Linked DNA regions of Homo sapiens: region 2 is linked to region 1. The links are chromatin loops, found by intact Hi-C in ENCODE. Cell type or tissue: mammary epithelial cell. All regions are shown on one strand. Each heading gives the region's core, and the rest is flanking DNA. Links, peaks and the distances in the headings are about the cores only.

Evidence for each region. Peaks named below come from ENCODE experiments on the same cell type or tissue, not always from the same donor. Only the 100,000 strongest peaks of a DNase experiment are listed, where the experiment ranks them.
Region 2: it touches region 1 in a loop (3-fold over the local background); 5 of 110 quality-filtered maps call a loop at or near these places.

What each region holds. Positions count from the first base shown.
Region 1 is chr15:98,164,518-98,167,433 of GRCh38, forward strand. No RefSeq gene overlaps it. Among named protein-coding and RNA genes, the nearest start is that of LINC01582, 77 kb to the left of the region's middle. In mammary epithelial cell, for the core only: no CTCF peak of the experiment used is centred there; a DNase peak (open chromatin) is centred at 1,494; H3K27ac peaks cover 2,014 bases.
Region 2 is chr15:98,001,875-98,004,790 of GRCh38, forward strand. LINC02251 (long intergenic non-protein coding RNA 2251) reads left to right here and starts at 1,164. Exons shown (of 2, transcript NR_146565.1): 1 at 1,164-1,399. All of the region lies in intron 1 of LOC105371009 (a long non-coding RNA gene), which reads right to left. RefSeq lists an enhancer at 2,193-2,694. In mammary epithelial cell, for the core only: no CTCF peak of the experiment used is centred there; DNase peaks (open chromatin) are centred at 1,147, 1,817 and 2,307; H3K27ac peaks cover 2,062 bases.

The DNA of each region.
Region 1 (2,916 bases), core at 312-2,811:
TGCTTCAAATAGCATTGATGTTGGTGCCATGAGAAATCAGAAATGATGAAGATACAGTATCTGTCCTCAACAAGTTCAGAAGCAGAAATAGGAGCTATAAGGAAATCATCCCTAATTCAAATCAGAAAGTGAGGTATGCCAACACAGTAGTGTAATCCTAATCTTTATTGTGTTAGAAAGTTCCTCAAGACGTAGATGGAAGTCCATACCCCAGGAGAATTACTCATAAAAATGAAATTTCCTGTTTTCAAAAATGACACATATGGTATAAAAGTGGAACCACACATGGTGATCTTACTACCCTGGGGGGTGCTATGTAAATGGGCCAGGGATGGTGTCTGGACATTTTCCTAAAATTGCTCCTATGTTCTTTATTTCTTCACAGGCAGATTAGGGCCTTTAGCCTAAAGCTTGCCAATACCAAATTCAGATTCTTACACAACCAATTGCTTTAAATATTAAAAATAAAATCCAAATATCTTTAATTTATATTTAAGTCTTAAAAATGCAAAATCTTTTTTAAAAATCAAAGTAAGCATATATTTAGCCATTTAGAACCTACCTACTTTGCGTACCTCACAAAACTACACCCAACATCTGCAGACCATAGAGGAGACAAGCCCTGCAGCTGCTAAAGACCCCAGACAGGTGCTGCCCTTCAAGGCTGTCAGAGCCCCCACCTTGCTGCTGCGCAACGTGATGTAGACAGGTGGTCCCTCTTTGGTTCCCCTCTCCCCTGGGTGAAGGCGTCACACCACTGTCTCTGGAAGGTCTCCTGCTGGAAGAAACTTCCCCCCTCACATAACCCTGTCCACGCACCACCCAAGAACACTTGTTGTGTATTTACTGCCTCTCACAGTCGTATTTCTTCCTTGATCGACCCTGAAATCCTTAAACTGGCCATAGAGAGCAACCACCATCTAATGGAATAAAGACTGGAATCATAGACTGAATGTGAGTCCCAGCTCCAACCATGTGCGTGCTCTGTGGCCTCAGGCTGGTTAAATATCCTTTGGAGCTTCATCTGTGAAGTGAAGATGCCCACCTCACAGCCTCGATGTGGCCAGGGCAGTGAACACCTGAGGAAGATCCAGAAAAGGAACTCAACAGGGCGTCAGTAAAGTGCAAGGGATCTTCCCCTGTGTCCCAGCAGAATTCCAGTGTTGGAGCTATGAAAAAATAATGTCTCAGGTCATGGCAAACATCTAGCCCTCCCAAATAATGGGAGGCTCCCAAGAGATTACAAGGGAAGTACCTTAATAGTTTAAGCAGTACCATGCTGGTGTCTGCCTGCTCCAGTTTTGCGCAGCTGCACATAAAGATGACCATCCACCAGTGGGCCTGAACCAGAGAGGCTCTCTTCCTCGTTTCCGAAGGGGAGTCTCCTACTCCCAAAACTGGTATCTGTTTTCTTGTGGTTTGAGTGAACCTGAGGTTCCTCAGGTGGCCAGTCAGCCGCCCTGGCTTCTGGTTCCCATTTCAACATCCCCAGCCTGGATGACTAAAGTTGTGGCATGCCTTCATCCAGTGTAGACTTGATTCTGGTATTCATCTTCCACTGACCACATCCGTCAGCCCATACGCCCATCTGTCTTAATTCTGGTAACCTGGACAACTGCTGTCTAGGTACTCCTCCCCATGGGCATTTTCCACACCATAGATCAAGCCCTTGCCAAATGGAACACAGTTTTTTTGGGTTTTTTGTTTGTTTTTGAGACGGAGTCTTGCTCTGTCGCCCAGGCTGGAGTGCAGTGGCGCGATCTCGGCTCACTGCAAGCTTTTGACCTTCTCCCCTGAGTCTACAAATGTCCAAGAGATATTTCTTCTATGATGGAAATATTATATGTCTGTGCTATCCAACATGGTAGCCACTATCAACACTGAGGACTTGAAATGTGACTAGAGCGACTGAGAGACTGAATTTGTAGTTCTATTTAAATAGTCCCATGCTACCAAATTGGACAACACAGCTATATATAATTTGTACATTCACATGCTCCTATGCTATTCTTTAACCATACTGGTTAGTTTTCCTTGCTCTCTCTCAACTACAGCTAAATTCCTCTCAAGTCTTAGAGCTTTTAGACTAGGAGCTTAACCAGTTTAATTTAAATAACACTTTTCCTCTTAGACCTGCATCTCCCTAGGTCATTAGCGCATCACTGGCTATAAGATGCAAGCCGTGAGTGAGCAGGTGCTTTGCACATGGAACATTCTGTATGTATAGCCCAGAAAGTCTGAGGAGCAGGGAGTCAGCCCTAAGGGAGCTTGTCTCAGACAATGGACATTGGATTTTGACGATGGCAATAGTGGTAGAGGTAGGGAAGAGAAGCCAGTTTCTAGATACAATTTGAAAGTAGAGTCAGTAGACTTTGAATTGGTTTGAATGCAGTAAATATAAGAGATGATGATATGGAGGAATGAAAAAGGACTCTGGAAGTTTGAACCTGCAAAAAAAAAAGCCAGTGCTACTAGAGTTTGGGCACTGGGGAGAAATAGCAAAATGGTTCCAAGTTGCTCTGTGCAGTTCCCAAGATCCTGAGCCCCACCCAGTGTTATGTCCCAAGTCTCCGAAGATGGCAGCTCCATAGAATGCTTTTTTCACAGTCCTGAGCACTTGCCCTGTTTGTTACAACCTGGAGGCTTTTACTCATGTCCATGACCCCCCACACACCCCACACTTCTATCTTCATTTTCATTCTATATTGTTCAAGGAGAGCTTCCCAAAAGATAATTGTCACTAGTCCTGACCTTCTCTAATTCTGCTTTCCATTGCTATGATTGTTATATTGTTACCTTCCTTATGTCACCTTTCTATTTAAAACCGTGTGATAAGCTGTAGAATATACATTATAGCATGTCATAGGTACAAAATAAGTCCCAAAGTCATTAGCATCCTCTGTGAACATTGCTAGA
Region 2 (2,916 bases), core at 263-2,762, 160 kb before region 1:
TGGCATGTGTGGTATACGTAATGTGTGTGTATGATGTGGCGTACATTGGGTGTGTGTGTGATGTGTGGTGTACGTAACATGTGTGGTGTATGCAATGTGTGGTATATGTGTAGTGTATGTAATGTGTGTATGTGTGTATATGTGGTGTGTGTGGTGCATATTGGGGTATGCGTGGCATGCAGTACGTGTTACATGTCTGATGTATGAGGTGTGTGTGGTACGTGTGTTATATGCAACATGTGTGGTGTAGGCAATGTGTGATTATGTGTGTGGCATGTGTGGTGTATGCAACGTGTGTGGTGTATGCAATGTGTGTGTATGTGATGTGTGTGGTATATATTTGGTGTGTGTGTGGTGTGTGGTGTATGTAATGTGTGGTGTATATGATGTGTGTGTATGTGGTGTGTGTGGTATACATTGGATGTGTGTGGTGTGTGGTGTATGTAATGTGTAGTGTATGCAATGTGTATGTATGTGGTGGGTTTGGTGTACATTGGGTGTATGTGTGGTGTTTGTGGTGTGTGTGGTGTGTGGTGCATGCAACGTGTGGTGTATGCAATGTCTGTGTATGTGGTGTGTGTGGTATATATAGGATGTGTGCATAGCATGTGTGGTGTATGTTACATGTGTGGTGTATGTGATGTGTGTGTATGTGGTGTGCATGGTGTACATTGGGTATGTGTGTGGTGTGTGGTGTATGTAACATGTGTGGTGTATGTGATGTGTGTGTATGGTATGTGGTATATATTGGGTGTGTGTGTGGTGTGTGGTGTATGTAACGTGTGGTGTATGCAATGTGTGTTTATATAGTGTGTGTGGTGTACATTGGGTGTGCATGTGGTGTGTGGTGTATGTAACATGTGTGATGTATGTGATGCATGTGTATGTGGTGTGTGGTATATATTGGGTGTGTGTGGTGTATGTAACGTGTGGTGTATGCGATGTGTGTGTATGTGACGGGTGTGTGGTGTATGTGAGTGGCTGCTCACACTCAGAAGCTATCTGCTGTCCCCTTCCTAAGGAGGGCAGTACACCAATTGCCCAGGGCAACTTTCTGGGTGCCCCCGCATCCTGCACTTTCCCTCAGCTGGGAAGCAAATGGCAGGAAGGGGAGGGGAGGTGGAAAGAACCTGGGAGACAAAGGGCCTCTGTTGCCCTTCCTCACTCAGGCACAGTCTGGGGAAGACTTTGGCCACAGCCCACACTACAAGGCTGTTTACCAAGCCTGCTGGAGCCTCTGAAGGGCAGCAGCCAGCTCACCCCCCATGCCCTGGATGGCAACAAGGCACAGGAGACCGCAGAGCATACAAACAGGGCAAGAGGAAACCATCTATCAATGACCAGGGACCAGAGGAAGCAAAGTTCTAACATCTCGCTCACGTTCTCCCAAGGCCCAGAGGTGAGTCTCCCTTTGCTGTGCTCAGCACTGGATCTGGGTTCCAGGGGAAGTTATGGATCATCTCAAGCCTCAACTCCATACTCTGATGACTTCCCCTCATGATAAGGTCAAGGGCTGTGCAAACGAAAGGGACAGACTTGTTGACAAGGATCTGATCAGAATGTATTACCATGGGAATCAAAACCAGGTCAGTTCAACAAACACTCTGTGAGTCTCTACTAAGCATCAGGCACTGGGTCAGGTGCTAGGTACTCAGGAACAAATAAGACAAGGTCGCTGCCCAAGAAAATTTCACAAGAAGATGGGTGCATAATCTCGAGATTAGTGTTAATGTGGAATAATGCCCAGGGTGCCTGGGGATTAACCCAGGAGTTTAAGAAAAGCTTCCTGGAGAGTATCATGTCTGAATTCATACCTGAAAGATGAGTAAGACCTGGCCTGATGATGACAGGTAAAGAGGAGAATCCCAGGAGGAGGCAGGATTGTAAATAAAGGCGTGGAAACCTAGAGCCCTAGAGCGTATGGGGAACTGCCAGCAACTTGATCTTATAGGAGCACAGTACGTGAGGTGGACAGATAAAGAGTCTGTGGAGTCAATAGATGGATCAGAGCATGGGGAGGAGTGTGCAGAGTTGCAATTTAGGGTATTGGTGAGACTGAATTGTGGCAGTTAAGAAGACCAACTGGAAGGCATAGGAGCTTTCTGGGTGACAAAGGTAGCAAACGTGCTCAGGTTCACCTGGATACAATGGAGCATTAGACTGCAAGAATTGATGCCTCAGTTTGGATGTTCCTGGAACAAGGGATCAAGTGCACAATTATCCCCACTGCCTTGGGGAAGAAACTCCGTGAGAGGCATGATGCATGACATCCTCTAAGCTATAATTGTACAGACTCCAGACACCTCAATTACTCACCCACAAAGACTGGTTCAACTACTGTGTGGGAGAGAACTGCCTGATCACAGGGTCTATTGCAAATTAGCCAACAGAGGCATCGTTCCCATTTAGAACAGGCAGAGAGGAAGGCTCACTTTAAGCCAAGGGGAAAGGCTGACATAGAGAGGGGATTAATGGTATCTCATAAACATAACAATATCTCCATGATGTGAGAAGGAGTCAAAGAACTCCTCAGTAAGGCGATTCCCCGTTGCCTAAAGCATCCCTCTGGAAAGCCTCAAATATTAATAGAATATTTCTCCTCTCTTTCTCTGTGAGTCCACTCTCCTCTCCATTTGAGATGCCTGAGTATTGGCCCTGATGCCTGAAGAGTGATACATACCACTAGCTGATGCAGGGACATTACTCTGAGCCCTTCTTTTCACCTGCTTTTTCTTTATGTTTCTGGAATGATTCTGGAATCCCCTGTAGCTTCTCTCTTAATCCCCCAGGAAATACTGACCTTATCTCTCAGTCTCTATTTTTACTATTTAGTCAAAAAGAGGCCAGCTTTTCTTCTTTTTTTTTCTTTTTCCAAATTTATTCCAGTGGAAAATGAACATGTAACAAGGGATAAGT